Regions from separate parts of the Homo sapiens genome. Here regions 2, 3 and 4 are each linked to region 1. A link is a loop called in an ENCODE intact Hi-C map of the cell type or tissue named here. Cell type or tissue: HCT116. All regions are shown on one strand. Each heading gives the region's core, and the rest is flanking DNA. Links, peaks and the distances in the headings are about the cores only.

Region 1 (8,291 bases), core at 3,574-6,073:
CTATAGTCCCAGCTACTCCAGAGGCTGAGGTAGGAGAATCGCTTGAATCCAGGAGGCGGAAGTTGCAGTGAGCAGAGATAGTGCCACTGCACTCCACCCTAGGAGACAGAGCGAGACTCCGTTTCAAAAACAAAAAAAGAAGAGGCAGCTGATATTTTCACACCACATACTTTATCTTGGTTATTCTTTGTCTACGCCAGCCCAGAAGAATAGATTCTTCTCTACTAGGGAGAGGGAATCGTGTTTCCAAAAGGGTAGCAGCTCTCATCAAAAGCGCTTGTGGATCTGGTGACAACGTGGACAGGCACTTTGCTTGGATCCTGGAGATTATCGACTGCGGAGGCGGGATGGAGGACAGCTAGGTCTTCCAGTTGCCGGGGTGGGTACTTGGTTTTGGCGCGCTACGTCACTGAGCTGTAGAGAGGCTATATCCCAACTAGAGTGGATTCACAGGGAATCCCAGGGGGAGGGAAGTTGCTAGATCTCCACGTTGGAGAGAAGACTGCAGTAGAAGAGAGACTTCGTAGCTCGAAACGGGGCTTCTGGATCTCCATAGGGCTACCCCTGCAAGGCGCCAGGTCCCATCTTCTGACAGAGCTACCTGGATGTGCCTACCTACTTGTGGAGGGGTAGGCACCAAAGTGGCTCTGTTTTGCGTTAATTTATATATATATATATATATATATGGTTTTGGCCTGGGTCCTAGTGGGGTTGAAGTTGCCCTGGAGTACTGGCCGGACAGAGTTGTCTTGGGAGCCATCGGCTGCTTTCCTTAGGCCTTAGGAACAGAACAGAACAAAAGTTAAAATTAGCCAAACAAACCAAACCACAGCCCCCACACGCCATCCTTCCATTGCTGGGGAGCAGTATTCTGGCTTCAGTACTCAGGTTAGAAATTTGAATAAATGGAGCCAGATCCTGGATTACACCCCGGGGACAGCGTTTTAATGTAAATGTAAAATATGCTAGTAATAATCACTTTTGGGCCCTGAAACGCCATTAGGATTTCTGTTTAATTATAGGGCATGAGAGAAGCATTACCAGCTAATTAAATCAATCCTATTTGTAATTCTCCCTCTGCTGCTGCAGTCTTTAAAATGTGAAATTGCTTTTTAAATGAGCCCGCATATGAATTTTTAAAACAGCAGTGAACTAAAGTGAGAAGCAGGGGAAATGAGGGCCAGAAAGAGAAGGAAGGAGACGCAGGTACTGGGCCCGAGTCAACAGGCATGTGGGTGAATCTCCCCGGCCGCCTCGGCTTCCTTGCCTTCCAGCCGGCGCTCAGTTTTCTTGCAAAAGAGTCGGTTTCCTCTCCTTTCAGAGGTTTCCACTTCCTCCTGAGGAATCTCTTTCAGCTCCTGGATATCTCCCCCGAGAAGGGCCCTGGGGTGGGGAGGGGCGCGGACACCGCCCGACACCCCGAGTCCGCGCTCCCGGCTGCAGCCGCGCGGCCCAGGAGCGGGTTCCGGCCGACGGAAGGGAGCGGCGCGGGGAGGAAGTGAGCTCACTCGGGAAGGAAGGAAATAAATGAGGTTTTTGCCCGGCAGCCGCCAGGCCGAAGCGCACAGCCCTGGGGAGAGGCTGCGAGCGCAGGTCCCGCTACCGCCCTCCAAGGAGGCCGGGGGCAGAGGCCGGCTTTGCAAAGCGCTGCGGCCCCCGCTACCGACACCGTCTCGACCCCGCGCATTCTATCCGTCGTGCTCCCGGGGAGGAAAAGCGCCAGGCTCTACTCGCGAGGTTCAGGCCTCCAGGACAGAGTGGGAGGCTCAGAGCGCGCGAGGGCTTTATTCAGGCAGATGCCGCCTTCAGTCCCCACGCGTCCCATCCTCCCCGCGAGTGAGATTTAGCTTCCGAAGCTCCCGCACGCGCGCGCGCAACCCTCTCTTCTTTCTCCAGTGCCCCTCGCAAAAGTAGGCCCTGGAGCTTTGATTTACGATTAGAGTGTTGAGTTATTTGCATGAGAAAACAAGAGGGAGGACGGCCACCAATTCTGGACTCCTCCTTAGTACTCGTGAAGTGGAATAATATGCAGTGGGGTGTGTTTCCAAACCTGGCACCATCTGCACCTTCTGCTACCAGCCGTACCACCACCCGGCTGCTCGGATGCAGTCTGGTTTACGGAAATATTCTAAGAAACAGGGAAGCTGGCTATCTCGCCTCGGCACCCGGCCCTGCAAGCAGAAACTGTCAGAGTGCAGGGACAAGCTTTCTAAACTGACAAAGCCGCCCAACAAATGTAGCGGCACTTATCCCAAGAGCAGGCATTCCCACCTCGGCCTCCCGGGCCCCGAGTGCTTCTCCCACAGGCTCGACCTAGGATGCGGAGTGGTCTCTTGGTGGCCGCAGAGTGCCTTCAAGTCTAGAATGAGGCGGCGATGTCCATAACTCGGCCGGGGCAGGTTGGGTAGGAGGTGGGGAAATGTAATTCTCCCCTGCACTTGGGGAGATTCGGGCGGCAGGCCTTCTCTAGTGCCTTTCAGGGGGCCCCTGCCCTCACCTGAGAAGTCTCTTGGGCACCCACCTACCGCGGTGGCTGGGGCGGGGGCTGTGGTCTGGCTTCATCTGTGTCCGGCCTGTGGTTTGGGCGTCCTGCGACGGACTGCAGAGGTCCGGAAGGTGGAAAAGTTCAAACCCCTCCATGTGTGTTGGCGGTGGTGGGGCGTGCTGGGAGGCGGTTACTGTCAAAGTGTGGGCATATTTGTCGGATTTGTAGGCTCTCGATCTGGAGTTAGTTGGAGAAATTTACATCAGTCTAGAACCTCGGCATTTCACCTCCACCTCCACCTCCTGCAGAAGCGCCCATGTACCTCTTGTCATCTCTTCCCAGTGGGTTGATAGGTTGTTTCATAAAATTAGCAGTCTTGTTTTCCACCTGACTTTCAGCACGATCGCTATCTATCTTTTGACTTCAAGTCTTGCTCTGTACATTTAGGCGGGAGGAGGGGGAGTTCCAAGAAGCCGTCTTGTGTCAACTTTAGCAGCCAGGAAGAGGGAGCCGACAGGGCTTTTCTCGGGCTTTTCCCAGGCACTGCCAGCTTGCCCCTCCCTCTCTTCTCAGGGCGGACTGCACCCTCCACCCATCTCACCCTCCATCCATCTCCCCCTCCCCGACATTCCCTCTGCAGTCCTCGGCCAGTAGCAGCGCCTCCGGGAGCCGCACTCGGGGCAGCAGGGATTCTGGCCTTCCAGGCCCACCAGCGGAGGGGCCTCGCTGCCTGCTTTGGAAACTCTCCGTTTTCCCACAGTATTTCACATTCATATTACTTTTCACACCCTGTTAGGCAGTAATGGCACTGAACCTGCTAAATACTTCCATGCACCCAGCCAGCCCTCCCGCAACTGCTCCGGAGGGTCTGTGATACAAAAGAGATTGCTCTCTCATCCTGCGGGGTTGTTGGCTTCTCTTCTCTCCTCAGATCGGCCTCCAGAGTTGATGGTGGTTCTGGTGGTGGCGGCCACAGGGTGGGGGCGCTCAGGTGTGGAGGAGGTCTTAACACCCCCTTTCAAGCAGGTAGGGGAGATGTGGGAAGAAAGAGCTTGGGGACAGATCTGGCTTTTGGTAGTAGTGTGAAGTTAGATCGGCTATTTTTAAAAGAACAGGGCCAGGCCGGGAGGCTCACGCCTGTAATCCTGGCACTTTGGGAGGCCGAGGCAGGTGGATCACCTGAGGTCAGGAGTTCAAGACCAGCCTGGCCAACATGGCGAAACCCTGTCTCTACTAAAAATACAAAAATTAGCCGGGCGTGGTGGCAGGCGCCTGTAATCCCAGCTACTCGGGAGGCTGAAGCAGGAGAATCGCTTGAACCCGGGAGGCGGAGGTTGCAGTGAGCCGACATCGAGACACTTCATTCCAGCCTGGGCGACAGAGCAAGACTCTGTCTTAAAACAAACAAACAAACAAACAAACAAACAGAAAAACAGGGCCATGCTCCGGACCTTGTGCAAGGAGTAGAGTCTGGCCTTCTTAATTAGCACCATCTCGCGGCCTTCCCTTCATGGCACCAGACCGGATGAGTGGCAATTTGGGCACTAGGCTGCAGAGGGCAATGCCCCCACCCCTCCTCTGGCCGCCGCAGCGCAGCATGTCTGAGAGCTCCGGGGCTGCTCGGTAAACCTGCGGGTGAGGGAGGGAGGATTTAAAGCCCTGCTCATAGCCGGGCTTGATGACGGCGAGCGGAGGAGAAAACAGCGAGCCCGGCCGGGGAGAAGCGACGGTTCCCAGCATCTGAACTCGAACCACTCGCTCCCAGACCGATGGAGGTCGGACTCTCAGAGAGCCCAGTTACCCTGGACTGGACTAGACACCGCCGTCCCGGAATGAGCTGCTGGAAAACCTCGCGAGTCCGCCACCGTAACAGGACTGAGGCCGGTGGCCCTGAGGCTTCAAATCCAGGAAGTGAAGGGAAGTTAGAGGTGGTCCTCCGTCGCTCCTCCACAACCCCGCCTCAGTTCTGCTATCAGGAAAAGAGAAGTAATAAAATCTGCCCGCCCCTACCCTCAGGACAGGAGGGAAGGAACTGATTTTAATGATCGCATATTAAGTGCGAAGGCATTTTACAGGCTGCCTATTGTTTAATCTTCACAAACTGTAAGAAGGGCATTTCCTGTCTCTGTGCCTACAAGAAAATTGAGGTGCAAAGAGAGCAGACCTGGCTGTAGATCTGTGCACCCAAACAAGTTCCAGGCATGAGAGGAGTTGATGGCACACTGAGGGGCCCTGCAGCCTGGGCCGTCTCCTGGTAACCTGGGAGACGGGGCTGCACTGCCCTCCACGAGCCTCTAGCATACACTCCTAGAGGGTGATTTAAGTGATGGGAAATCCCTTTCTAAGGAATTGAAACTTTGGGCACTATTTTAAGCTGTAGGGCCTACGTCCCTATTCCTCTAAAATACCCACAGGAAAGTCAAAGTTACCATGACTCTCTTACTCAACCAGAGGAGTCCAGAGTCCTACCATACATGTGTCCCTCAAGTGTCACCTTTCTTGCCTCACCACACCAGGGTTTGAGATTTAAACTGAAATTCGCTGGGCTTCAGTGTCTACTCACACCATCTAAATTGAGCCCAGAGCTCCCCCTTCAGCCCGGGCGGGGACAACACAGGCTTAGAAGCACGGGGAAACCTAGGAGAGGATTAACTTGGTTCCTAACTTCCAAGTGCCACCTCAGCCGTTTCTCCACTTGTCAGAGGTTTATTTCGTGAGCAGAAGGGACCACCCACCCTTAAACTGGGAAAGAACGAAGTGTGGAGCTCTGGAAACCCACGTGTTAACCTTTGAAAGCAAAGCTCCAGGAGCTCCACCTTCCAAACATCATTATTTGTGCTTCCACCTCCCAGCCGTTGCTTCACGCCTTCTTTCTCATCTAGAGAGGTTGTCTGATGACTGCTTGCTTACACTCTAGAGAGAATGCTTTAGATTATGGATTTGAAAAATTTGCAGAAGGTAGGAGGAGTGAGATAGAACAGGCAAACCTAGGAAGCAAGAAAGGAGTGTTCGGGCCTGTGGCAGGAGGCAATTGTGGTTTGGGAGTTGCTTGGGCAGACATTTCCCCCTATTTTTTCTCCTACAAAGACAGAATCCCAGCACAGAGCTTCTCCGCTGTCTAGCTACTCTCCCCTTTCCCTTTTTCTTCACTTTCCCAATGTACTGATGGCTGAGCAAGAAGAATCTTGTACTGATGTACAAGAATCAGTACAAGAATCTTGTACTGATGTCCCAATATACTGATGGCCGAGCAAGGGATGTGGAGAGGAACCCCACATCCCTGCCTTTTGGGCCATCAGCTCTACAGGGCACTGACTCCAGGTGGGCATTGAGGATAAATTGTTGTTAAAGAGTCCTGAAAGCCACACTCATCCCTGTTGAGCCTTCTCTTTCCCTTTGGACATGGAAATGATGTTCTAGGGGGTGTCAGGTGCATTTCCTGGGTTTTGGGCATCTAGGCCCTAATTGTCTCTGGTGAAGGGGGCAATTCTAAAGTTGGAGGTGGCTAAATGAGTGGTCATTTAATGGGCGTTTTTAACCCCTACAAGGTTATACTAATTCATTTTACAGTCATTACAGTGACAGAAGGTGAGACTATGGTGATTTCTCTTCTTCAGTTACAGTTATTGATCATCTAATTCAGTGGTGACAATCAAGGCTGACAGACAAGTGAAAACAAAATTCAGAAAGTGGCACTGCATTCATGCATTTCTCTCTCCTCTACCATCCTCTGCCATGGTTTCTGCTGCTAGCTGTGGCTAGGGCACCACATTCCACTTTAGGAACCCCTAGAGGAAGAGGATGATCCCCCTGGGTCATGGGGCTGGAATTAGGCTGCCAATGTGAATTGAACTCAGTTTTTCCTCCTCTGAGAAGGATGGTGTTGACCTTTCAGTGACATCTCCTCTCCTGGCAGGGACTCCAGTGGTCTGGCAACTACTCTAAAAATCAAGAAATTCAAGACAAAAATTAAAAGAAACATTAAGAAAAGAGAATAAAAATAATTGTGCACAAAATTTGAAGGGCATTTGATATTTTGCAGCAACCATAGCTAAAACTGCTTGCCTCCATTACACCAGATTTCTCCACGTGGTTTCTAGAGTCCAATACCTTTATTCAATATTTCTGAGCTTCTTTTGCCTGGGAGTCCCACATTTGCAGACAAAGAGGTCTAGTCTCCTGTCTGGTTCTACCCACTGGGGCTGGGATAGGGAAAGCTGGAGGCAGCGGTGGTGACGAGTTGGGGTAGGAAAGGCCCCAGGCTGTGCTGGCAGGTACCTTATAGGTCCTCCCCCATACGGCTACCGGAGGAGCACGCCGTTTGCGCTGCATGCAGGGAAGCCTCTGGGCTCCTTGCCATCCCTGGTGACTTGGGCCAGAGTGATCTTATTACAGTTATTAATGACCAGAGTGATTTCTTAAGCCAAGACCAAAAAGAAATGGATTCAAATGAAAAAAAACCAATGTAGTTCAGACTTTGTGTGAAGGCTGAGAGCGGGGGACTGCACCAGCGAACATGGTCACAGTCGCCTCTTAGGCATCCACTGAGTGCTGGAGGAAGTGGTGCTCGTGAGTGGGTTCGGTGCTCCAGAGTTTGCAGTTGTGCAGGACTGGAATGCAATTACTGGAAACAATTAGACTACACCGTGCTTATGGTGGGCAGAAAATAGAAGACACTTCTGGCACATTTAAGAAAACTTACTATCCCCACGCACCCCGCTTCTTCCCCTGCAGGAGGTTTATTGTAAGTCTCTACTTTGCTACAAATGACACCCTCCTAAAAGCTGTTGGGAGTTTGGGCAGATCCACCACTCATAGAATTAGGGACATCGCGAAGATGTAACTTAAGCTGCTTATCAGAGGCTGAGTGGCAAGTGCTTAAAGCAATTCAGAGTCAGGCACATCTGGGTTGGGTCTTGGCTTCTGGACTGACTTTGTGGTCTCCAGCATGTTGACTTCCTCCTTTATACCTTTGCAAAACAAGGATATTTGTCACATATCCTCATTGCTGTGTGTTTGTGTCTTCGGAAATTCTATTTTCTTCCTAAAAACTTGAAAAGCCATCTCCCCTCAACACTCACCATGCATGGCGAGGTGTAGCTTCCTAGGCCAGCTGTTTACCCTTGCAACACTCCCCTCCCCACCCCAAGACCCTGGACTCTGGGAACTTCACGTCCTTCTCTCTGGTCTTACAAGTGAGTTTTTGAATAGCTTTGATCTGCAATCTCTGACTTTGGTGGACAAGGTCTGAACCTTGAGTTCTGGCTTCTGCTCTTCAGCCAGTTCTATTATCATCCAGCTGGGAAGTCCACGTCCAACCCTCCCCACAAGTGATGGTCCCTGAAGCTGGCCGGATCCCAAGCAAAAACTCCAAGATGTAGCTGGAACACCACCTTCTCCTGCCCACCTGCTGCCAGTCCTCATGTATATGACTGGGGGCTTGGGAGTGGGAACGACACAGGGTCAAGCTGGCCTAAACCGAGAGGTGGACACCTGCTCTAGCTGTGCCAGAGCCCTGGGACGTACCCAGGGACCTGGTCGGTAGGGAACCACCTGAGCTTGAATTCCACTGCCCCTCCCTGAGCTGAGAAGGGTTTGAGGTCCACGGGTGCTAGGTGCTCTCAGAGCACACTCCTTCTTCGTGAGTCCCACTGTGCACCAGACCCCCCTTCTATTTTTCCACTAAGGGAAGTAAACATCTTGCATATATTTCTATAGTGATCAGACCCTAATTATGCCTGATCATGGTCCAGAAACTAGGCTGTTGCAGCCAGAGTGCACCTGGGCTGTGGAAGACGCTTGGAAC
Region 2 (8,291 bases), core at 2,682-5,181, 610 kb before region 1:
TCTATCTCTATTGTCACATTTCTTAAGTTATCTTGAGTAAAACTACAATCCCTCTCACATAAATAGATACACATACTAACAAACAAACAACCAAAACACACTCCTGGTGAAGCACAGAAAATGTTTTTCTTTGTAGAAGCTGAAATCAGGAACTTGGGGTCTGACAGATCCAGGTTTGAGTACCAGCTCTGCCACTTACATACAGAGTGACCTTGGGCAAGTCAGTCCCTCCAGTCCAGGCTAGTAATATTCAATATTACAGGGTGTTTGTGAGAATGAAATTAGGTGACATATGAAAATGATCTAGCATGGTAATTTGCACCTGATCAATGCTCGGTAAATAGTGACTATTATTATTATTTAAAAATCATCAGGCACAAAATTGTAATTCTTTACACTTGCCTTAATTACCTCCACATTTCATCATGACAGTTATATTTTCTACCACCCTGCTGCACTCTTTAAACTCCTTCCAGTATTAGCATCATTCTGTGCACAACAAACTCAAGAGTTTATCCACATGTACAATTTGTTTTGGGGAGAAATACTATCTGTGGATGACAGTGGAAGGTTAAGATTGCAGAGGAGATAGAAGGAAACAATAAATATCACCATGTCTTCGGCTTGTCTTCAAGCTGTGGACAATCCAATTGAGGAATCAACAAGTGCTCTTTCCTTTAAAGTTCTAAAAATATTTGACAAAGCAATGCATCCACAAGCAACCTAATGTCAGACAAGCTAGCTACTAGTTGGATAGAAAAGTGTGAAATGGCTCCCTTCCTTCCATATTAAACTTGCTGATGCCTTAATAAACACCACCCCCCAAGATTGCTGTTCATTCAGCTTTGTCTAGAAATCCAGTGACTGTAATCACTTCATTATTTCCTCCAACATCTGGAAGGATATGTGGATATAGACCATTATCAGAAAGATGATTTTACTGAAAAATAATCTTAATGTTTGCTTATTATAAAGATGCATAGAATCTGGAAAGTGCTGCCAAGTGTTTTTCCATCACAGCACCTTTTAGTTCAGAGAGTTCACTTCAAACAGAAGTCAAGGGGCCATTCTCCTGTTTTTTTCTACCCATCTGCCTACTCCATCCCTTGCTCCAAGGTCCTGGCTTCTGTTTAGTAACATGCTAAGGTCAAAGGCTCTGAGACTTTTATTCTTGGCTCCATTTATAGGAATAGATAAATTCATCCTAGGAACAAGCTCAGGTTGTCTTTGGAGATTTTTCCAGAGTGAACTATTCGAACAGTAAAAATATCAATGACAATGAAACAAACATCTTTCTCTAAATTTTACCATGTCTAATTGTTTAACTTCAGTGTGTCATTATGCTAAAAGTTCTTCCTTACTATGGGTGAAGAAGGGAAGGAATGAAGTGTTTGAAGGAAATTTAAAATTTTGTCCTGCCACATAATACGCTGGAAATGAAGGGAATAACATCCTCTGATTCTTGCCTCTGGCCTCACTGAAGAGACTTCCTAGCTGTTGCCCAGCTATCAGAAGTGTTTCATAACAGTATGAAAAGAATTTTGTTGTCCATACTCTAAAAAAAGCATGAGGAAAGCAATGTTTTGTAATAGTTCCAAATGAAGTAGAGGCTGCTCCCTTTGTGACACTCTACTATTGAGAATCCACAGCTCCTTAGCAATGAGACATAGGAGGAAGATAGACTCATCTGGTCCCAGTATTAATAATGCACTGTTTAAATTAACACAGTACATTCAGTTCAATCAAGGGTGTTAAAGTGCCTACTATATGCTAGTCATAGTAGTAAGTCCTAAGTTTAACAAAGAAAAGGTCCCTGCCTGCTGTAATTAACAGTCTAGTGAGATAGAAAGACAAGTAAACATATCATTTAAAGGCTTAAATAGAGGTGTTATAAGGTACTGCGTGAAAAAATGAAGTGTTTGGATATGTTTGTATGCATGTCTTTGGGGGAGGTTGGAGGCTTAAAGGATGTCTGGACAATGTTAAGAAGGGAGTTGAACAAAGAAACAAATACATTGATAAGCATGTTCTAGAAAATTCTCTCTCTTATATTTGTGAGTTTGCATCAGGGGAATGTCAGCAATATTTACCATGAATCTAATTGCCAGTCCCTCTGTGTGTTCATAGAATGCTAATGTGTGTACTATCCCATTCCTATGCTTGACCCATTTATTTTCTAATCTCCAGTTTGGAGAAGGAAATACTAATTTTACCCCAAGCATAATTTCATCTGTGACACACTGTGTTGTCAACAGTGAAGATGCAATCTGGGTAGAGAATATAACCTTAAGACAGTCTTCTTAGAGCAAATAAACATGTTCTTGCATTAACCACTTATTCTCTTTGGAGAGCTAATTACTCTTCCCTCAGCTGGCTGGGGCTGAGGGTGAGGGGCAAGGCTTTGCTGCAGAGAAAGTCAAATATCTGACTAAAAAGACTTTTCATCTATGTATCTGATACTTTTTAAACAATTTGCATCAGCTAAGTGTTATGGGTTTTCCATCACATTTGGAATAATGAAAATATTATGGCTGGGCACGGTGGCTTACACCTGTAATCCCAGCACTTTTGGAGGCCGAGGTGGGTGGATCACGAGGTCAGGAGTTCGAGACCAGCCTGGCCAACATGGTGAAACCCAGTCTCCACTAAAAATACAAAAAATTAGCCGGGCGTGGTGGTGGGCACCTGTAATTCCAGCCACTCGGGAGGCTGAGGCAGGGGAATCACTTGAAGCCAGGAGGCAGAGGTGGAAGTGAGCCAAGACTGCACCATTGCACTCCAGCCTAGGCAACAGTGTGAGACTCCATCTCAAAAAGTAAATAAATAAATACATAAAATAAAATAAATAAAAAAGAAAATCTTATATTTTAAGAAAATTTTATTTCTTTTTGAATTAAAACAAAATGTTCACACTTTAGTCGCTAAGTTACAAGGACAGATTAGTTAGTAGGAGATTATGTATTCTGGATAGCCCAGATTAATTGTTGCTTTTAATGCCCTTTCTAAATCTGATTCACAGATGTATATCATTATGGATGTATATTATTAGTGAGAGTGGGAGAAAGGGGCAATTATACTTCACAATGTCTGAAAAATATTGCTACATAATTCCAAACTATTTCTTTTTCTCTTGGAGGAATACTTTACTTGATTTCAAAGGGGAATTTGTGGACATTCACGTAAGTTAGAAAAATACATCACAAATATGCACCACTGCAGTTCACAGAAGTTAAGAATTGTAATCTAGGGACTCTCAGCAGCAGACATCCAATAATGCAAAGCAGTAATAAAGAAAGGCTTGCAATGAAGCACGGACTCTGTAAAATGTGACTGGAATGAGGCTGAAAGTGTAGAAGGCATGTTGTGTCATCCGGCGTTTAATCAGTGAAGATGGTGGCCTGACTTTGTCACAAGGAACTGCATTAGATAAGAGTACCCTGATTATGTGGTCTATTGCATACTTTGAAACATGGAATTGAAGAGCTAAGAGTTCATCTATTCTGGCCCTTTATGGAGGAAACTGAGCTCCAGGGTGGTTAAGTGACCTGGTCGAAAGAGAAGGAAAGATATCCTGCTTCTGACTTCAGGGCTCTTTAAAGTTCATCATATTTCTTAATGCCATTGGTGGATGAAAAATTAAAACATAGACCTGGTATTTACATTTTAACTACTGTGTAGTTTGCCAAATCAAGATTCCACTATGTTAATGAATTCATCTGATTTTCTAAAGAAAGGCAAAGTCGCTTTGTCGAGTTAAAAGGAATCAACTTAATTTCCGCCACTAGGTGGCATGATGCATTTTTTTTCCCCCTCTGGACACTTTTTGAAAAGGAATCTATCCCTCTCCCTACACCACACACACACACGCACGCACGCACACACACGCACGCACGCGCACACACACACGCGCACACACACGCACACGCCCGCGCACACACTCTCTCACACACACACAGAGATTGGAGAGAGACAGGAGAGAGACATGTTTTCATCTATCCTTTGTGGACTTCTGTTGTTTTTACTGCTGTGAAATTTGACTTGCGATATCTGCTTGTAAAACATCATCAAATCCAAATTCATTATATTCCACTTTTTCTATTACATGGTTTCTGCTTCACTGATTCATATCTGTTTTACCTATTCTGTAAGGGAGGAGAAGCTGCGTTAGGTTTCATCTCTTGTTTAAGTTCAGTTTAATAAATAGTAGATAATGCCTCTTCTCTTTTTTCCTTTTGAAGAGGAGAAAAAGGAAAGAATTGTAGTTGATTCTTATGTAGCAACTTATTCATTCATTCAGTAGCTATAGAAGCGAATTGTTTTGTAGGTAATTATTAACGATGCTTTGGATAATTCCCTAGCTAACTATTCCTTCTTTTCCATCCCAGAAAGCAATGAAGAGAAAAGCTGAAGTCAGTGATTAGGAGTGTCTGTGTAAGTAAAAGCAACAGGCAATTACTGAGTGTGGTGTGAGAGGCACGGAAAGATTGGGAATTCAGCAAGAAGAGGAATTGAAGTCAAACCTCACCTACTTCCCAGAGTCTTCTGGATTTTCTGTTAGAAGCTTCAGTATCTGAGGTAAGGAAAAGAAACTGCAGGACTTACAGAATATACCCTTTCCTTTCCATCCTCTGTATTACTTAATAGGTATTTTGCTTTGTTTTCATTTTTTCATTCCTCCTCTTATCTTCTGCCTTAATTTTCAACTCCATATTACTAAGTGGCATGGTTTTCAAGTTTTCTGTACAGTGTTTTACTATTTTAAATAAAAAAAAATTTTTAGTTTTAAATTGATTTATTTTTCTTTTAAAATTTTAGATTCAGGGGCTACACATGCAGGTTTCTGACATTGAACCCATCACCCAAATAGTGAACATAGTACCCAAAGGAAGTTTTGCAACCCTTGCCCTCTTCCTCCCTCCACACTTTTGAAGTCCCCAGAGTCTACTAAGAAACATCTTTTAGAAAGTAAACAAGCAAATACTTTTGTGGAAGAGCCAGACACTTCAAATGAATTTTGTTCTCAATCCCATCAACATGGGTTTTTAAAAACACTAATACACAGAATCACTCCTGACCAATGGATTCATCATCTCTGGGGCTGAAGGAGGGGCAATTGTATCTTTTCAAAGATCTCCAAAATATCTTGATGTACCCTGAGAATGGAGACTTTCTGAAATGCAGCAATATGCCATGTGTCATTTTTTTCCCTTTAACCAGCATCCTGGTCTTGCGCCATTTTCCTAGTGACTCATGCTTGAAACACAGCCATCTTGGTTCTCCCCTCTGTTGTTCTTGTGTGTAGTTAGTTCCTAAGTTCCGCGTCTTTCATCTCACTAATGTTTTATATCTTTCCACTTTGTCACATCGCCATTACCATCACCCCAATTCAAAGTTTCCCACCTTTCTCTTTTCAACACAGATGTATTTGACTTCTTTTTCCGATGTTTAAATTTACAATTTTTGTTACACTTTGGAATCGCAAAATAACAAGAGAAAAAACATTAGGAGAGGAGAAAGTGATATTATCATGAATAATAAAACTCTTGTTTCATGTGTAGCACAAATGAAAATCACCCCCAAATCTTTTTCTTCAAAAGGAAGGAAAATCAGCATCTGAGAGGGTTGAAAAATAAGTTCATTTTTTTCCCTTGCAAAGTTACTGAATTGCCACCTACTGGTTTTACTATAAGAGTAAGAGCTATATATCTCTTGTTCATCATTGTATCCCTGGGAAAAGCAAAATGTCTTGTTTTATTAATTAAAATTTTATTAGTTGCAAGTAACAGGAGCCATCCTGACATAGCTTATACAAAACAGGTAATGTATAGTTAAGCTATAGAGCACAGTGGTAGAATTCAGGCTGGTCTAAGGAAATAATTGCAGACAGGCCATGGAGAGGCTTCAGGGTTTTACGTTTTGGGGGTGCTTATTTTATTTTTCCTCTTTGCTCTATACTTTTTTGGGCTTCTTAGGTCAATGTGGCATTACATAGCTGCCAATGCTTTCAAGTAGGTAGAGTACAATTTCAGTCATGAGCTAGGATGAACTAGCTATTTCCTAGCAACTTGCCTGGGGACCGGATCTAACTGGCCCAGCTTGAGTGAGATAATGTACTCTGGTCAAGTCAGCCACAAGCTTAGGCACTGAGACTATTGTCGAAGGTCACCCCTTACGAATGGGGAGTTAATGTGAGCTGGGAAGATATCCCAAAGGTGTCTAATGCACTGACAAATGGCAAAGATGCAACAGATATTTTGGATAAATAAATGAATAAAATAATAAATGAATGAACCAAGAGACTGTTAGTTTTGGGTAGCATAATAAACTCAGATTGACAGATAAAGAGCAATTCATTAGGCATCTACTTATTACCAGAGGCTGTAAGGAATAAAAGCTGAAAAAAAAGAGGAGTTCCTGACTTTAAGGAACTTGTCAGAAGAGGTATCATTAACAAATAAGGAGAATATAGGCAGTGACAAGAAAAACACAAAATATTATGTATATTCTGTCAACTGAGAGATCATAATTTTACTTACATTAGTTAAGATATTGTCAGCTGCTGAGGAACTGAGAAATCTCAGTGGATAAACACAGTATAATATTTTATGCTATGTAAAGTTCAATAGGACGGAGGGCTGGGTTTGGGGTTTGGGGTGAACAGGAGGGCAGGATCTACCGCATGGAGCCATCAGGAACCCCAGAACTACCACCTCCAGCACGGACTTCCGCCACGATCATACTGCCAATCAAATGCAGCCAGCACAGTGAAAGGAAATACCCATACAGAGGGTATAACTACTTCTGCGGACAGCCCATTGGTCAGTCTACTTTCACATGGCCATACCTTACTAAAAAAGAAAGCCGGGGACTGTAATCTTGCCGCATCCAGGGAGAAAGGCAGTAGTGTTTTGGGAATTGCTAGCCAGTGACCACTATAGCAGCATTGTAGTTATGGCAGAGTGGGTGGGGGAGGAATAATTTTTAAAAAATTATGGAAGAAATGCTATAGTTAGACCATCTTTGAGGTGTAGGTCTTAACTGTTGGAAAGAGAACAGCAATTTTTGAAAGAAAAAAGTAATGTAGGCAAAGATCTGGAGTTGGGGAATAACTATGTTTTAGGAGTGTTGAATATGAAATAGCTGTCTTGAAAGTATGATAAGAACTGAAAAGGTAGTTATCTTTATTTGGCTATTTCTTTTGAACATATCTTTCTATTAACTTCAGCACATCAGTTTATTTTTCCAGGAAGTGGATTTTGGTTAAAAATTATGCTGATAAATAGTGAGGAGAAACAAAAGTTTGGAGGAAAAGTAATAAAAACTTGATATAAGTATCTATACTATTTCTTGTCTTCCTATTCTGACCTTCTGCATTCTAAATTGAAACAACCACTCTAATTTTCTTTGTAAAATATCAAGTTGGCTTGAAAATTGTGTGTAACAGCAATACAAATGTAGTTTTCAAAAGCGGGGTTTAAATCAATAAATATTAATATATTTTTATTTTTATTCCCTGCATCTCTTCTTTCTTAAATCAAATATATTCAGACTAATGTATTCATATGTTAATATTATTTTTTTCTGGGATGGCATTAATTTCAACTAAATATCTTAAGAGAGTAATGGGAGGGTTTTTTCCTTCTTGTTCAGAATTTCTTTTAAATCCGACATCTGGTATTTGGCACTTGACTTTTACTAGACCAATTGAGCACTTTTAAAGGGGAATAAATCATATGACTTTCATTTTAATTTTTACTGTAATGGTTTAATGCAGCCAACATATGCTGAGTAATAGTATTAAAATAAAATCAGTAAATGAGGGATTAAAATTTGCCTGAGTTCAGTTTTGCAAAGACACTAATTAGAGAAAGGTTTTTCAGATCAGAATTGGATAAGCCAGCAATTTTTTAAAATTGTAATAATATACTGAGAAATATTTGGGTTTGAGCATGCTGTTATTGAGAAGGAAAAATTACAAGGGAAATTAACACCTTTGCTCTAATGCGAGGCTGTGGGGTGAATCTGGGAACCCTTGCATGCCCGTTTCTCCACTGCCAGAAAGTATCCAGACAAACACTGAAGACCAATCCACATTTGCTTATTTTAAACAGAGATACTAACTTGAAAACTGGAAATATTTGAGTTGGACTAAGCAGGATGGAGATTTCTTGACATCATAAGGAGCATTCATTTAAATTTCTCATTTCAGAAACTTGAATACTAGAAAGGCTTTCTATCCCACGCCTTACTTTTTGGCAGCCAGCCAGTTATTTTCTATGGTTCTAGTTATT
Region 3 (8,291 bases), core at 3,734-6,233, 810 kb before region 1:
ATGTTCCAGTGTTCATAGCAGATTTATAAAATGGAATACCTCCAAACTGGACATATCACAATGTCCATCAACTGATGAAATTGTGGTATGTTAGCACACTGAAATATTCATTGGCCATATAAAGGAATGAACTACTACATACAACAACATGGATGAATCTCAGAAGCATTATGCTACATGGAAGAAGCCAGACACAAAAGACTAAATATGGTATGATGATATTAATATAAAACTCTAGCAACAGCAACATTAAAATGATGGAATGCAAATCAGTGGTTGCTGAAGGACAAGGTGAAACCCAGGGCTAACCTAATTAGGCCTATCAAACTTAACTTGCCTTGTTTGTAGTCGCTTGCTTCTAGTTGATTTTAAAACCTACATAGCGAAAAGTCAATGCAACTAAGCAATATGTAACTAAACTTCCACTAGTTTCCTTATAGATAACATCTCTGATGTACAGGTCACCATAGTAATTAATAGTTGCTTGTTTTTCAGGAAATTAGGATCAGCTCTTGTCCAGTTCAAGCTGACTCCACTGAGCCTCCAATGGCCTGTATGAATGCCCAATGAGTGCCCTTTTGACATCAGAAGGCCAAAAACTCCACCCTCAGATTGTGCCAACGACACCATCTTGCGAACGTGGATCCTATGAAAAGCCATGAAGCTTAACTGCACTCGCACAGATCAGCAATTACCTCACTTTTCCTTACCACCAATTAACTTTTTCCATGCATTGGACTGCCTTGCTCCTTTATCCCACAAATATCCCTAATGCCCCAACTTCAAGGAGGAGAATTTGAGGGGTGTTATCCCACCTCCTCACTTGGCTGCCTCATGAATAAAATCTTTTCTCCACTGCAAAACTCATTGTCTCAGTGATTGGCTTACTGCAGGATGGGCAGAATGTGCCTGGTTTGGTATCAGAGGAATGACTGCAAAGAGGCATGTTCTATATCTTAAATATGGTGGTGGCTATATGAATGTATGACTGAAATTGGTGAATTTTATCGTATGTAAATTATAACACAATAAACGCTGATGCAGAAACATGAGGGGGGAAAACCTCTCAAGGCCTTAGTTTCTAATATCAACAATCTCTCAGGGCAGCTGCTGCTTCAGGCAAGCATAATACTCTGAATTTCTGCTTCCTCTTCTTTTGGCCTTTAGGGATTTCTTTTAATTTCCTGTGATATCTGTGATAAATATTTATTATATTTTTTTCAAGAATGTTTGATGATTTGTTGCAGGAGTTTTTTATATTTTTTAATACCTTGTATGCCATATTGCCGCAAACAGAAATATCATTTTCTCTAAAAATTTGCTGCCTTTTAGTGCTTTAAATGAGACCTGTGTACTTTTTTGAGTAACTTTTCAAAAATATCATTAAATTTCCTCACCTTTTTATTAGGAAAATCTCACATTTAGGCTCAAAAATATCAGTGCTTAAAGTATGGAGAAACTATTTTAAAAGTTACCAACTTGGGCATTAATGCTACATACTATATTCTACATTTAAATATGTGACCAAATACAGAAATGTAGTATAACAATAAAGTTGACATTAAAATGAAATTAATTTCAGATATTGAATTTAAAAATCAGCTAACAGTTGCTTACAAAATTTGAATTCTATCATAATATGGGGGATGGGAGGACATCTTAATTGTTTGTCAAGCCACAAAATAAAATGAGAATGTCCTATGTACCAAGCATTGTGCTAAGCATGGAGAATACATCAGTAAACAAAATTCAGGATCTCTTTTCACATAACACTCATAGTTTCGCAGGGAGGACAACCTTGAGCAACAATTGCAAATAGTAGGTTTATAATGTACAAACCGAAATGAAGAAAAATTACAGGGTGCTTTTCATAGCATAAACAGGGAATCTAAACTATTCTAGGGACCTAGGGGGCATTATTTGGAGGGAGTTATGTTTAATCTGAAGCCCCTATGATGAGTAGAATTCTACCAGCCAATGTGGTGCAGAGGATAGGAAATGAAGAGTGGAGAACAAATGAACATTTTAGGTGATGGAAGAGCATTTGTAAAGTCATGGAAAGCCCAGCACATTCAGAAAGTGGAAAAGCATAGTATATAAAAAGTGAAGGTGGAAGAGAATGATGATTTTAAAAAATGGTGCGAAATTGAGAGGATAATTGGAATACTGAAATGCTTTTAAACTTTAAACATTTTTCTACTTTCTCATGGCAGTGTGAAAAAATAAATAAATTTTAAACATTTTGATGTTTGTTACTGATCTTCATTTAAAAGTCCTCAGCTGTGGTGTTGTTTTAAATGTCCTAGTGTGAATATCAACAAACAATGATCAGAATTTAAAAACAATAATCAGATTCTTACCCAGTAAATCAAAGCTTACTTAAACAGAAGATGGCAAATCTGAAGCAAGATACATATTGATTGGGTAAAGTTTAAGAACTCCTAGTGGTTTCTGTTTTCCTCTCCTCTCGCTCTCTTTGCACCTAATTCATCTATGGAAACTGCTTTCTAAATATTGTATTTTCTTAAACTTAAGATGCTTTTTTTACTCCTTCATTTACTTCATTTTACTACTCAAATGAGATTTCCTTGACAAATGATTTTCAGAAAAAGTTTGTAAGACCATATAATACTGAATTTTAAATTAAATGTGAAACATGGATCTCTAATAATTGCTTTCCATATCTTCAGAAAAGTCACCCTATGACATAATAGAGAAAAACAAATATGTATGCAGAATATTGCCTGTTGTACTTTGGGCAACATAATTAAAAGTAAAAAACTAGGAAATTTTTCAACATAAACACAGATATTTCAAAGATGGAGGCTAATGGTATGAATTGTGCATGCTTAGTAAAGAATCATTATTGATGAGGACCAAACAAGTTATTTGTACAAAGCTTACACCTAATTTTGAAGAAAGGATGTTTTAATTCCTATTTATATATTATTTGACTGAGGAAAAAAAATCATTTAACTAAATGCACTCAAAACCCTAAAACGCTAACCAAAGGTGCTAAGGAGGCCAAGATACTAAATGTGAATTGCAAGAAGCTGTATATATTTAGATAAAAGCAATTCCGGAGAATCTGAATTTGAAGGCTTAGATTCAAATGTTAGTTATGATAATAAAACAAGAAGTATGTGAATGTAAACTAATATTTCTTGAACTTAAAGTACCTACAAATGTCTTTGGGTTCTTTGTGTAATGAAGAATCTAATGTAGTAAGTAGGTCAAGAGCAGGGCTTGAGATTTTGCACTTCTAACAAGATTCCAGACGGAACCAATTAGGCAAGATAACAGATTAAACACTAGTGTAGTATCTTTTTGCTATCTCTCAGTCCAGATACTAGATTGAAGATAGTCCTTAAACTGGAAGTACTACATTTGCTCCAAATCCCATTATTTCCCTCCATCTCCACTGTCATCATAATTCAAGTCACTCTTACTATGTTTCTTCGATTACTGTAATAGTCTCCCACTGATTTCTCTGCCTCTAGTTTTGCCCCCTTACCCATTCTCCATATTAAAGCGGTAAAATAAATCCTTCAAAAACTCAGATCTGGTTATCATATTCTGCTGCTTAAATGGTTCAGTAAATAAGATACAAGCTGCCCCTTGGGCCTGTGTCAACTGACCTCTAGCCACACACACACACATACACACACACACACACACAGAGCACACTCAGTATGCTAGCCCTAGTGAATTTCTTTCAAATGCTCTTCCTTTCAAGCCTTTGTTTATGCTAGTCCTTTTGCGTAAACCATCTTCCCTGGCTATATTCTGTTCACTCTTTAGGACTTAAGATAAACATCACTTCCTTCCACGCTGATCAGTTTGATGCCTTCAGTTTCAAAGAAAGGAGACAAACCTGGGGACTGTTAAAAAGTAAAAATCAAAGTTACAATGTTATTTGAGCTCAAAAAGTGTTGTAGTTTATAAAATTGAGAAGGTTATATTAATTTTTATGCTTCCTGAAGAGTGTATCAATTATATAAAGTTATGAGTAATGAATGGCATGAAACAAAGTCCCAACGTTTTCAAGTTTTATTTTTAAAATATATTACAACATCACATTAAAAACAGTAGAGGAAAACAAGCAAACATGATAGAATTACTTTTTTCCAACTCAATAGTACTTAGCTTTACCTAGAATTTTCATACAGTTGATGCTAACTTCTTCTGAACCCTTTCTGACTAGTATTTTACCTTATGTATTCTTTATAGTATTTCCATATAATCTTTACCGAGACCTATTCAGAGCATAACATAGACAGGGCAGCACAAGCAACTGACACCTTTGTTGGTAGTACAGTGTTTTTTCAACCAGTTTATGAGAGAATGAAAAGAATGAAAGTGAAAATTTTACTTAACTTAGGGTTATGTAGCTCTAGGTAATCTCTTCAGAACTCCCCTGCTTCACCTTCTCAAGTTAATCAACAGTGGCTAGTTTATAACTAGAAACCACTTACCAAATTGCCTAAACAAGAAAACTTTTTAAAATAACAATTTGCTGATCTGTCCAATAACTCCAATAAAGTTGAATTTGCTTTATTTTTCCAAAAATTATGTTGTCTAGATAAAGACTCTTTGTAAGTGTAAATGTATGATATATTGAGTTGATTTTTAGTCCCTATTAGAGAGTTGTTAGACAAGTTATTAAAGTTTAAGAAAATTTGGATTCTAAATTTCCACCTGATAACATATATGAAATATTTTATATTTTCAATATATACTTACTTATATTTTGCACACTGTATATAAACTAGGAGATTAGAAATGTTTTAAGTCCCTTCTCTGTGTGTATATCTGCACTATATAAAGAAAAAAAGAAAGGGTAGAAAGAGACTTAACTTTTTTTCTATCTTCCATAAGAAAACTTCAAAAATGTTTCTTTTTAAAATTGAATTTTTCAAAAGGGAAAAAATATTATCCTGTTTGATGGGAAATCACTTGTTTTAACAAAAGGTAAAATACTGGCATGTTAACCACAAGGTGGTGCTATAATTCCATGCTGGTACTGATATTTTAGGAGTTAATCGATACAGAAGTTTTTTCCCTTATAACTATAACCTCTTAACCTCTTAATTTTTATAAATGTACTTCTCTCACAATTGAAAAAATTAAAGCTAACATGCTTCATTAATTCTGGAAATATTTACTGAAACTCTGTTAAATTCAAAATTGTATGTTTCTGTAGGCTACCATTTTAAAGTTCTGATGACCAACTGTTTATTAGAATACTAAAAATGTGGCCAAGCATGGTGACTCACCCATGGAATCTAGCACTTTGGGACATCCAGGTGGGCGAGTAGCTTTAGCTCACGAGTTTGAGAACAGACTGGGCAACATGGTGAAACCCTGTCTCTACAAAAATACAAAAATTAGCCAGGCATGACGGTACAGGCCTATAGTCCCAGCTACTCAGGAGGCTGAAGCACAAGAATCGCTTGAACTCGGTAGGCAGAAGGTGCAGTGAGCCGAGATCACGCCAGTGCACTCCAGCCTGGGCAATAGAGTGAGACCCTGTTTCAAAAAGAAAAAAAAAAAAAACAAAGGAATTCTAAAAATGTTTTCTTAAAAGTGATTTCTTACACTGTTTCAAATTCACAAACACAAAAAAAATTTAAGTGATTTCTACTCATATAACAATATTTTATATTTGACAGTGTAATATAGAATTATACATACATACCATAAATAGATGAATAAATAAAATATAATCAGATGGTCCATATAATATTAAAAAAAATACTAATTTTCCTTCCAAATAATGAAGTCAATTTTCTTGAGGATTTTCTGATTACTGGAACACTTTTATCTACAAGTTTAAAAAAAGATAATTCATATAGTAGTAATATTAAAAATAAATTTCATTTTTCCATTGATTTACCTTCAGCTAAGACTTTTCTCTCCAAAAAATGTGTAACTTTTCATCATTAAAAAAACAAAACACAACACCTCACTGTGTATCTTTTAACGGTGGCTAGAATGGCTACATTCTCTTTCTGTTACACTGGTCTTAAAAAGTGTTACGCCGGAGGCCAAGACAGGCAGATCACCTGAGGTCAGGAGTTTGAGACCAGCCTGACCAACACGGAGAAACCCTGTCTCTAATAAAAATACAAAATTAGCTGGGCATGGTGGTGCATGCCTATAATCCCAGCTACTCAGGAGGCTGAGGCACAAGAATCACTTGAACCCGGTAGGCAGAGGTTGCGGTGAGCCAAGATCGTGCTATTGCACTCCAGCCTGGGCAACAACAGCGAAACTCCATCCCCCCCTCCAAAAAAATTATACAATAGAGCATACTAAAATGTTCAACACATTTCTCATGGTGAACCTTGAGACCATAGTCCTCTTGGTCTAAACTTGAGGACCATAGTCCTCCAGCCTGTTTCCCAGTACAAAAGGAGAATCTTAACCTTAATTTCTCAGTGTTAATTGGAAAGGTATTGATGTTTTTGACCAAGCATGAAATAACTGCCTTTTTGTTTTATTTAATTTTCAATGAGCATTTTTAACTGTTCATTATAACTTATTCATCAGTACAGATGCCAAGATGGTATATATGAGAGCCTCCTGGGTATAATACACAAGTCCCATTTGGAATGTTTCCAACAGGATGTAAACCATAGTCCTCAAGCCTGTGCTTTAAAAAACATTACTTAGCACACTGCCAACAAATGTCAACACAGAAATACAGTGCTGTAATGACTTCACTCTGTAAGAGAAATATACTGGAACATGAGTTTTTCCTAAAAAAAAAAAAAGTGACACAAGGTAAAGCAGTATAATCATTGCTCAAAAATATTAAAAGAGTTATTCAATAATGAATGCAAAAATTCATATACCAAATGGAATCCAAATTGTCAAAAACTGCAGTATTGCAGTATATTAAAATTGTATAAAGAATTCTTAAAATATACAATATGTATAGTAACCAAAGTCCTAGAAAAAAGTTCATGTAGAAAATCCTACAAGTAGTGATTTGGACATTTCAGTAACTCTGCAGTTTCTTCAAACCTGAAATATAATAAATAATATATTAAGTAAATCAATAATTCATAATAAAGCATAGCATTTTAGTTGTTGAAATTATGCTTTTTAGCCTAAAATAAATTTGAATATTTTTCTTATCTATAAGTACAGTTACTATGAATAAACTTAAGTATGACCAGAGGGAAGACAAAGAGGAGTCGATTATGAGTCATATTCTTGAAGTGTAAGTTAAGTACTTTTTGCATTTCTAAATAATATTATAATTTTCTATAGTAGTAGGCTGCATAATCATCTTATATGCAATTTCATTTCATATTTCCTTTGAACTGCTCTTTAGAAAAATCACACCATTTGTACTAGACAAAAACATCATTTTTAGTATCTCATCAATAACTTGCCGAAAAACACCAGTGATATTTTCACAACACTGAAAATGTCTCCAAACCATCCATCTATATATATTATTTAATATTTTGATAAATCAGTTATCAAAAATAGATAATACTCTTGATTAGTTACCAACCAAAAATATCTTTGTATTCTCTCTGCAGTTAATTCCATTAACAATTCCAACAAGTTTTAAATCGCTTGTTGGAAACTAAAACAGTGACTCATCTCACAAACACATAACTGTAGGTGGATTTATTATCCAGTGGAGTCCTGAAGGAAATTCCACACCTGATTGAGAGACCTTTAAGGTTTGAAACACACATGCACATTCTATATATACTGTAATCCAATACAATTCCCTATAGAGAAATGAATTTCTGTTGCCCCTTTCTGTTACTTACATTTTTTTCATCCTTTCCATTTTCTGGATTGTTGTTTCCTTTAATTTAAAAAGCAACAAATTTAGATGATTTCTCAAAGTAAACCATCATCAAAGATGGACCGAGAATGTACAAAACACAGTTTGAAACATTGCATTAAGTACTGTTTACTTATGAAAGAATTTTGAGAGACTAAGATTCGCGTTTGCTATTTTTCTTGCTAGCAATATTTACAACAAAAGCTAATGCTTGCTTGTTTTCCTCATTTAGAAAGGAAATAATCTAAGCATTTTCTTACCTCTGAAATCTCATTCAAACCACAGTAATTAACAGTAGAGGCTCTGGGAGTTGAATCTGATGATGCTGTACTATAGCCAGAGGACAGAGGAATACTTGCTGGCCTCTCTACTTCGCTTTTTCTGTCTGTGAAGAAATTAAGTTTTAGATTACCTTTTCCTTTCACAGAAGAGTCAAATATCTAAAAATATTATTTACAGATGGAAGAAAAACATACTA
Region 4 (8,291 bases), core at 2,446-4,945, 650 kb before region 1:
TATAGATGTGAGTTCCCCTGCACAAGCTCTCTCGTCTGCCACCATGTAAGGTGTGACTTTGCTTCTCCTTTGCCTTCTGCCATGATTATGAGGCCTCCCCAGCCATGTGGAACTGTGAGTCCATTAAACCTCTTTCCTTTAAAATTACCCAGTCTCAAGTATGTCTTTATTAGCAGCATGAGAACAGAATAATACACCTCGTTTGCCTGAAGGAAGGCTCTCCAACAGATTTATTCTGCTCCTCAGCACCCAATTACCATCCAGAAAACGTAACTTCCATACCTCTGCTCTACTGCTTTACATCTCTAATGCCCCTCACTGAACACAGAAAATCATTTAAGCCCATTCTATTATATTTAAAGCCCATTGAGTCTGGCTCTATCTCTCTCTTTTGGGACATCTCTCTCTTTGGGGACATCACTCCGTCTTCAATCCCACACGAGTTTCAGTCCTGACAATCGTGCCTCCTCCTCTGTTGAGTTTTCCTTATTTCTCCTAGCTTGAGGAGCATCTCTGTGCTTGGAGTTTTCTAACATTATGACTCTCATACAGCAACTCTCCTCCTTTACCCAGTGCTGTAGTTATTGGTATGCTTTGTGTTTGTTTCACTACAGACTTCTGGAGTAGGAACTCAAGGGTAAAGTGATTAGCATGGGGTCTGGTGCTTTGAAGAGAGCCATAAGCATGAATTCTCCTTCTCAAACATTTTCTTCCCTCACACCTCTTCCCACAGTGTCTCTCAGACAGAAAGAACACACTAGGTGTTTATTTTTGGAACAGGTGGGTGTAGTTGGTCAGTTCTGGAATCAAGGCCATCTCTGAACCCCATCCTCTGTGCCTGCTGCTCCCCTGCCTGTCCTGACTTTCCTACTGACACCCACTGGTGTATGTCCCAATGTCTCTTCAAGGTCAGCCTGGATGCTGACTCCTTTCCATCCATACTGCTATTCCCGCCACCGTTTCTCCTCCTTCTGAACTCTGTCAGTGTAGATGGTCTGTTTTAGTGAATTGGCATTTAATCCTGCATTATTTCTGCTTTTATAAAGTTTTCATTTGTCCGGTTTCTCCAACTTTAGGACATGAGACCTTCCTTATATGTACCTTTTGATATATTTTCACACATGGAATTTGTCAAAATTCAATAATTCAGAGAATTTTAATAATACTTTTGAACCTACTGGCACACAATATTTTATAAACTTGCTAATACTCTGGTCTCCAGAAATAGTTACTGAAGCTTGCCAAAGTTGCTTGATTTCTCTTTGTACACAAAGGATTTGAAAAATTGTTTTCCTCCTCAGTATTAATTAAGTCCCAACATATGTCCCTTAAAATACAGGACACTGGGATATAAAGCCACCACCTAATTAAGGGAAACAAACATGAATTACCATTGCTGGACCTCCCTTCTCCCTGCTTTTCCATAGCTGTGGCCCGTTGGGATCTCCTAACAATGTGGAAAAGAGACCGACTGATATTGCTCATAGAAATATCGAGAATTTTGTTGCTATCATGACACATGGCTGGACACCATAAAATTTGGGCATGAACCTTTTCACCTGGTTCCAAATACTCTTTAAGTCTCTGTCCCCTTCTCTGACTAGAATAGCCACAGTCATAAAGAAGCGTGCAGCCTTCCATGGTCACTTGTGTCCCTAATCGTGGTCTATTTTGCCTGGAAAGTCTCTGTCCAGCAGCCTGCAATGAACTTAACATTAGTGCCCCCTGCCCCCAATTCGAGTGTTGAAATCCTAACTCCCAATGTGCTGGTATTAGGAGGTGGGGACTTTGGGAGGTCATTAGGTCATGAGAGTGGATCCGTCATGAATGGTAGTGCCTTTATAAAAGAGACCCGAGAGCTCTCTCACTCTCTTTCTACCCTGTGAAGATACAGCAAGAAATATGACCATCCACAACCTGCATGAGGGCCCTCACCACAACCCAGTCATGCTGGTAACCTGGTCTCAGACTTCCAGCCTCCAGAACTGTGAGAAAATGAATTTCTCTTGTTTAAGCCTCCCAAGTCTAGGGTAATTTAAGAACTCTAACTAAGACAGAGCTTGTCCCTTGTATGGATTTTCAAGCCTAAAACTGCTGACTTTGAGAGAGGTGATGAAAGGAAAATAGCTTTCTATATGGTTTGGGAGACTGGGGACATATGGGTGATGTTGGTGAGTTAGTGACTGCAGGGATCTGTGTGTGGTGGGGTGCTTGATGAAAAAAACTTGGAAAAGAATTGCTTTGTTACTAAATAGAACTGAGATGATACAATTTTTAGGTATAATTATGAAGCTTAATTATTACCAGGAAATCCTAGCTGCAATGTTTTATTCCTGCCTTTAAGAACATATTTGTAGATATTTTCTTTTCCCCTTTTTGAGTGAAGAATTAGCATGGGTCAAATTTTCTTCAGTTTCATCTTTCAGTAACACTTTTTTTTTCATTTTTCTGCTACTATTTACATGCACTTATTAAAAAGTCACCTAGTCCATTTTATTGTCATATTTTAATCAGTGCCTTTGCAATATGGACGTACATGGCCAAAGAAGCAATGACTCAAATATGAGTTTGTGAATACACCCTCAAGAATAGGCACTCCATGTAAAGATACAAAATGATAAAATATGTGGCTTATATGATTGCAAGTTAGTCTCAAGAAAATAAATACCATCTTTTGTATTTTTAAAGGCTCTGATTCTCGCTTTGCATGATTGATTGAAAAAACTAAAGAGAATTTACTCATTCACAGAGTTAACATTATTCATACACATATGTATTTCGCTCTATAAAATAGTCTCCAACTCTCCTGTTGCTATTTTTTTCCATTCCACAGACCTCATTACACTAAGTAAAAAAATAAATGGAGTAAGCACGTACGTGAGGGAGAACTTTACAAGCAGATAAGTCTTCCACCGTTGAAACCCTGCCAAAGTCAAACTGTGCAGTTTATTTTCAAAGAAAGAGTGGTTATCACTTGCATACACCACTCCAGCTCGCCTCATGCCAGATAAAATTAATGCCTAAAAACTTCAACTTGACTTTAAAACAAAACCTTAAATACTAAAACCTGATCTTTATCAGGCTGTTATAGGAGAAGATGACATCTCTACGCCAACCGCAGATATCTATTTATAAAAGAAAGGAGTTGTACTTTGGCAATCATGTTGCAGACCAATAAAACAATCTAAACCACTCCTCAGACAGCATAATCTACATGACTGCATTATGCTCACAACATGAAAAGGATGAAAAATAACTGACTATTCAAATATGTATTGATTTGGATCATTAGATTACAGTTATGTTGGGGCATATCTCCAGTAACTTTTCACTAGCATATTTTCATTGCACAGTTGAAGCTAGTTAAATCTGCTCCATTGATTTCTTATTTCAGTGAACTGCTGGACATTTTTGCGGGGAGGGAGATTAAGTAGTTTATACAGTGACACAATAACCAATTCAATTTCTAAAATTAGAGTCTAATTATAAGGTGGCAAAAGCCTTGAGGACATAAAATGTGTTAGCCAAACTAAATAGATTGCTTTACATAAAGTAAAAAAAAAAGTGAAAAAATTTCGTAGTAATATTTTAAGTAAATATCAATGGAGTAAGTGTGACAGATAACTATTTCTTGTTTCATCAGGAATTATACTTTCTAAATAGTTATACTGATCCAAAATAATAATGGAATTAATTTCAAATGTACATGTATATATCATGATATATACACAAATCACCATCTTCATAAATATCACTCTTTAATATGTGAAATTTTTGGTATTTTTATATATATAGACCAGTTATACAGTGACAGGAGGTTGACCATAAGAAAAAAAGACTGAAATTCTTTGGCTGGAAAGTGCCGTAATTACCTTTCCCGTTTCAGAGTCTGTTTCACATTGTGTGACTGCTGTCATGTTCAAAAATAAGTCCCTTATAAAGTTAGACACTAGGTGGCAATAGAAACCCCCCTTTGCTGCCTTTGTCCATTACCTTGCATTTGAAATCCACTCTCTCTTATTGACTTTTAAGTTTCACATAAAAATCAAAAACAGGAAAACAGCCACATTTCTATCACTCCTCTCTCATCATAATATTCCCTTTCTTATGATGAAAGATTATGTTTCAGGTGAACCAAAGTATTTCATGTGCCTATGATGCAGGATTTGGAAAATAAGTTCATCATGTTTGTTACATTTGTCATTTGCGTATTTAGCACTGAAGATGGTACGTTTGTTTATAAATGCTAAACAATGTATTAACATTTTATTGAACCAAAATAAGTTGTATGCTTTAATGCAAGCATCTGTGTATGATACATCAAATTCAATTCATGAAATACCATAATATTGATGACTTAGGTACCTTTTTAGCACTGCATTTCTAATAAGGATTTTCTCCTAAAGTGAATAACAAGAGGCGAGCTTATTGCCAATAAAGATTAAAGATGTGCTTTTCCCAAAATAATGTAAACTGGGAGGAAGAGAAGTATTCAGAGAACGAACAGAAATTTAATATGATAGTATTCATTAGTATTATCCATAAAACCACTGTCAGAATATGTTTAAATTTTTATATAAAATGGCATTGAGGGTTTCAGGGGGAAAGAAGGGCAGAGTATTTGAATAGTGAAGTATCAGTCAAAATGAACATTTATTTTGTCGGCTGGCTCTACTGTATTGCCAGCACATTTACCTTGTTGTACTACACAAAGTAGGCTGACCACCAATTCAATTCAAACTGCTGAACTTGATGTATGGGGTTTGTATGGTTTAAGCCCCTGGTTACTTTCAAGTTTGCTTCTCTTGTTCTTTACCTGGCCGAGGTTTACATGGGTTGAATTGGGAAGGAATTTTTTTTCCAGTGAAATGATTATAGATTTTTTTTTTAAGTTTGGTATCTGGCCAGGTTTCTAAGATTGTCTTCCTGATTATTTGCTGACAGTATTAATTGATGATACTCTAGAGACTGAGTAATTTTGAAAATAAGCATTTTCACTGTATCAAATTAAAAACTCATTCCAGATTAAAGGAGTCGAAAGAGACAACCAAATTCACTGTGTAATTTTTTATTGGATCCTGGATCAGAAACAATAAAGCATTGAGGAACAACTGTCTACTAGATAATATGTTTCTTGGGTATGTTATATTATGGTTTTATAGGAGAATATTCTTGTTCTTAAGGTGATATATGCTAAAGTATTTGGGGCTAAAATGTTATGTTGACTGCAACTAACTTTCAAGTGAATAAGCACAAAAAATATACATAGAGATGAAGAAAGAAAAAAGCAAATGAAGCAAGTTGTTAAAAAAAGGATGACCCTAAGATATGTTGGTGTTCATTATATAATTCTTCACATCTTTCAAAATAAAAAATTGGGAAAAAAATCAATCAACTTTATCTCTGGAAGTACACAATAGAAAATATGTATTACTATTCTTTTATTTCCTACTTGTCCAGAATGAATCTATCATTTTCTCTAGATGAACTGTACTCCAGATATTCTAAGGTTAATATTTACTTGATTTTTTGTGGCTGACAAAAATTTTGTCTTAAGGGTAAGATAAGAATGATATTTGTTTCTTGAACAGATTGTAAGGCATGAAGAAGGAAAAAAACCACTTGTTTTTATAAGAAAATCTGTTCCTTCTTCTATAATCCCAACTGTCCCAAGCTGAATCACTAGGCATTGGATACACAGTGTGCTATCGGAGGCTGAGTCATCCCTGCTGCAAATCGAAACTGTGGATCTGAAAAGAATTTTCTCATCTAAACCAGAGCTTCAGTCTCCCAGGTGATGTAGTTTTTATGGTGTTATCAGTTTAAAAAATTTCCTCATAGAACGTATGCTTATAATAATCTAAATTCCAGTAAATAATATGACAGAAAAAGCATTTGGAAATATGGAATAGGAATTTTGATGACCACGTCTTGCTATGGAAAGTTAAACCAGCTCCTGGGCGAGCATGTTAATGAAGAAAGCTGTTAACTGTTATATTTTTATTCAGCAAAACAGCCATTAAATATTGTTTGTTTATAGTACTCCACCTTATTCAAAAAGGAATTTGAGGCCAAACATGTAGTAAAAGAGCATTTAAGATATGAGTAGTTTGAAAAAGGAAATTATATTTATCACATTAGCACAGGGTAGGGACATAAAAAATATCAAAATCCATGTGTCAGGCTTTTAATAAACAAATAAAAATTCAGTTTCGAGGTGTATCACATGTCTTCTGAATGGAATCCTAGAAATAAAATACGTATTTTGCTTTCTTTGTTGAAATAGAAAAGTTTAAGCTATATGGTTAAAAAGAATAAATATATGTCATTTACATATAAAATATATGCAATGTAATATGCATAACATAATTATTATATGTAGATATATAATTGTAGTACATATAAATATTGTACTATATTTAATTTATGTATGAAATATATATTTTAAATAATATATTTAATTAATATAATTAATATATTAATATATTTTCATTACTCATTTGCTTATCATATATCTATAAATGTAGCATTTTGAAATTAATTTGGCTTATAAACATATTTATAACTATTTAAATAATATAGGACTTTATTTTAGACAAAATATTAATTTTTCCAGAGTGACCTTATACAACTGCCATTCTCAAACCCTGATATTTGTGCTTATAACTTTTTTCATGACTTTATAATTTTTTCATTAGGTTTCTTAAAAATTGAATGTAGCTCCCCTGTTTCAAAGTATGGCCACATCATGGGGTCTCCTGGGCTTTAAATCACTTTCTGAATGTGGATGGGGTGTGTCTACTTATTCGTAGTTGGATTTATCTGAGAAAAACCTTTGTAGGAGCTAAACATATATATATTTTTTACATACCATATACAGATGATCATATTACATAGGACACATGTGATAAATTAATAAGGAGAACAAAACTTTAGGACAAAAGTTTAAATAATCTTATGAACATATTTCAGTCATATTTAAAAGCTGGCATAGAGGTGACTAAGTAAAAAAACTTGAATATTTTACAAACCACAATGTATATCTTACATGATCATGCTTATTCTTTAAGACACTTCCACTATGTATAAATGACAGTGAGAAAGGGGGGGAAATATCATATTACCTCTAAGGAGGGAAACCCTCTGTATTATAGTTAGCTGTTTGTTAAGCAAAGAGAGGAGGTTACAATTTATATCTTCCTGATGAAAAGATAAACTCAAGATTCCAAGGGAAAGAAGCTTAATTTTTATTCTTTTACATTTTGAAACTACATGTTGGAAGAAGTGCAGTGGGGTTTTTTTTTCTTCTGTTTTTGTTTTTGTTTTTGTTTTCTCCAATTTTAAGCAGGCTGTCTTCAGTGGCCAAAGATCAACGCCCTCACCCATTATTCCCAGGCTCCAATTGCTGCTTCCTGCTAGGTTTGCTGTAAAACCAGAAGGATGGACAAGTAGGATTGGCAGCACCCTGGTGTCCTCTTGTTGCTCCTCTATCTGGGGCTGAGCCACATTATTCTTAGAGACTTCCTACAGGAAATGCTCAAAATTTTAGGAGAGCCAAGACATCCACACATAACTCTGCCCTCTGTTTTGATTATATAGAATTTGTTTTCTGAACTTCAGAACCTAGTTCAAGAGATTGCTTCAAGTCATGCACGTAAAGGCTGAATTCTCTTCATAAAAGCCTTTTCAGTTTTTCTTTGTGAAGCTTTAGGCTAGGGATTACCATTCAGGCCACACTCTCTCTCTCCATGTGCTCATTTTTCCTACTCACAGAGCAGAAGCAAATTTTCCTGCATTAAGAGCAGAAAAGAAAACAAGATTTTGGAGATTCTGACTTATTAAAATCTTGAACTCTTCAAACTGTCTCTTCTGAATTGTTCATCAGGCTGAAAAATACTGATTATGGATAAGAAAATCAAAAGAGGAAACTGGAGCTTGAGGGCTGGTTTTGAGGAGTGTGGTTTGGGCATGGCTATGCCCATTTTAGCATTTCATTTTCACCTTCAGCACTTGCCTTGTTTCTAAGCTTGCCACTTCCGTGGGTCAACATTTATTGTGCAGTTACTATGTGCACATTTATATGACATTCTGGGCACAAGTTTTGTCAAGCAGCAATCTGTCTGACCTTTCCTTAATCCTTTACACTACCAAAGTTTTTCTATATTAAATGCCTACTATGGATTGCTCCTCAAGCAAAAAAGTATTTTGATAAACGTGATCATTTTCATGAGGACTGTGGTACCGTAAACCAAAGGAATGATCCAAATGGTAGAAGTTTATGATATTGAGGG

What was found. A loop is a pair of places that touch in the nucleus more often than their neighbours do. Peaks named below come from ENCODE experiments on the same cell type or tissue, not always from the same donor. Only the 100,000 strongest peaks of a DNase experiment are listed, where the experiment ranks them.
Region 2: a loop joins it to region 1, with 8 times the contacts of the local background. A loop is called at or near these places in 63 of 110 quality-filtered maps.
Region 3: a loop joins it to region 1, with 9 times the contacts of the local background. A loop is called at or near these places in 20 of 110 quality-filtered maps.
Region 4: a loop joins it to region 1, with 7 times the contacts of the local background. A loop is called at or near these places in 54 of 110 quality-filtered maps.

The regions. Positions count from the first base shown.
Region 1 is chr4:173,502,819-173,511,109 of GRCh38, reverse strand. It overlaps LOC101928409 (a long non-coding RNA gene), which reads right to left and starts at 2,993. Exons shown (of 2, transcript XR_939467.3): 1 at 2,498-2,993; 2 at 1-778. It also overlaps a transcript of SCRG1 not described here. In HCT116, for the core only: a CTCF peak has its summit at 5,071 (motif pointing left); a DNase peak (open chromatin) is centred at 5,079.
Region 2 is chr4:174,116,181-174,124,471 of GRCh38, reverse strand. LINC02268 (long intergenic non-protein coding RNA 2268) reads left to right here. Exons shown (of 5, transcript NR_125896.1): 2 at 4,386-4,575. Among named protein-coding and RNA genes, the nearest start is that of LINC02268, 100 kb to the left of the region's middle. In HCT116, for the core only: a CTCF peak has its summit at 3,765 (motif pointing right); a DNase peak (open chromatin) is centred at 3,821; H3K4me3 peaks cover 495 bases; H3K27me3 peaks cover 699 bases.
Region 3 is chr4:174,316,073-174,324,363 of GRCh38, reverse strand. CEP44 (centrosomal protein 44) reads right to left here. Exons shown (of 12, transcript NM_001040157.3): 10 at 8,074-8,198; 11 at 7,797-7,834; 12 at 4,036-7,029. The coding sequence ends at 6,981. Among named protein-coding and RNA genes, the nearest start is that of CEP44, 36 kb to the right of the region's middle. In HCT116, for the core only: a CTCF peak has its summit at 5,005 (motif pointing right); a DNase peak (open chromatin) is centred at 4,983.
Region 4 is chr4:174,152,090-174,160,380 of GRCh38, reverse strand. The region is part of intron 1 of LINC02268 (long intergenic non-protein coding RNA 2268); the gene reads left to right. Among named protein-coding and RNA genes, the nearest start is that of LINC02268, 64 kb to the left of the region's middle. In HCT116, for the core only: a CTCF peak has its summit at 3,947 (motif pointing right); a DNase peak (open chromatin) is centred at 3,950; H3K27me3 peaks cover 2,030 bases.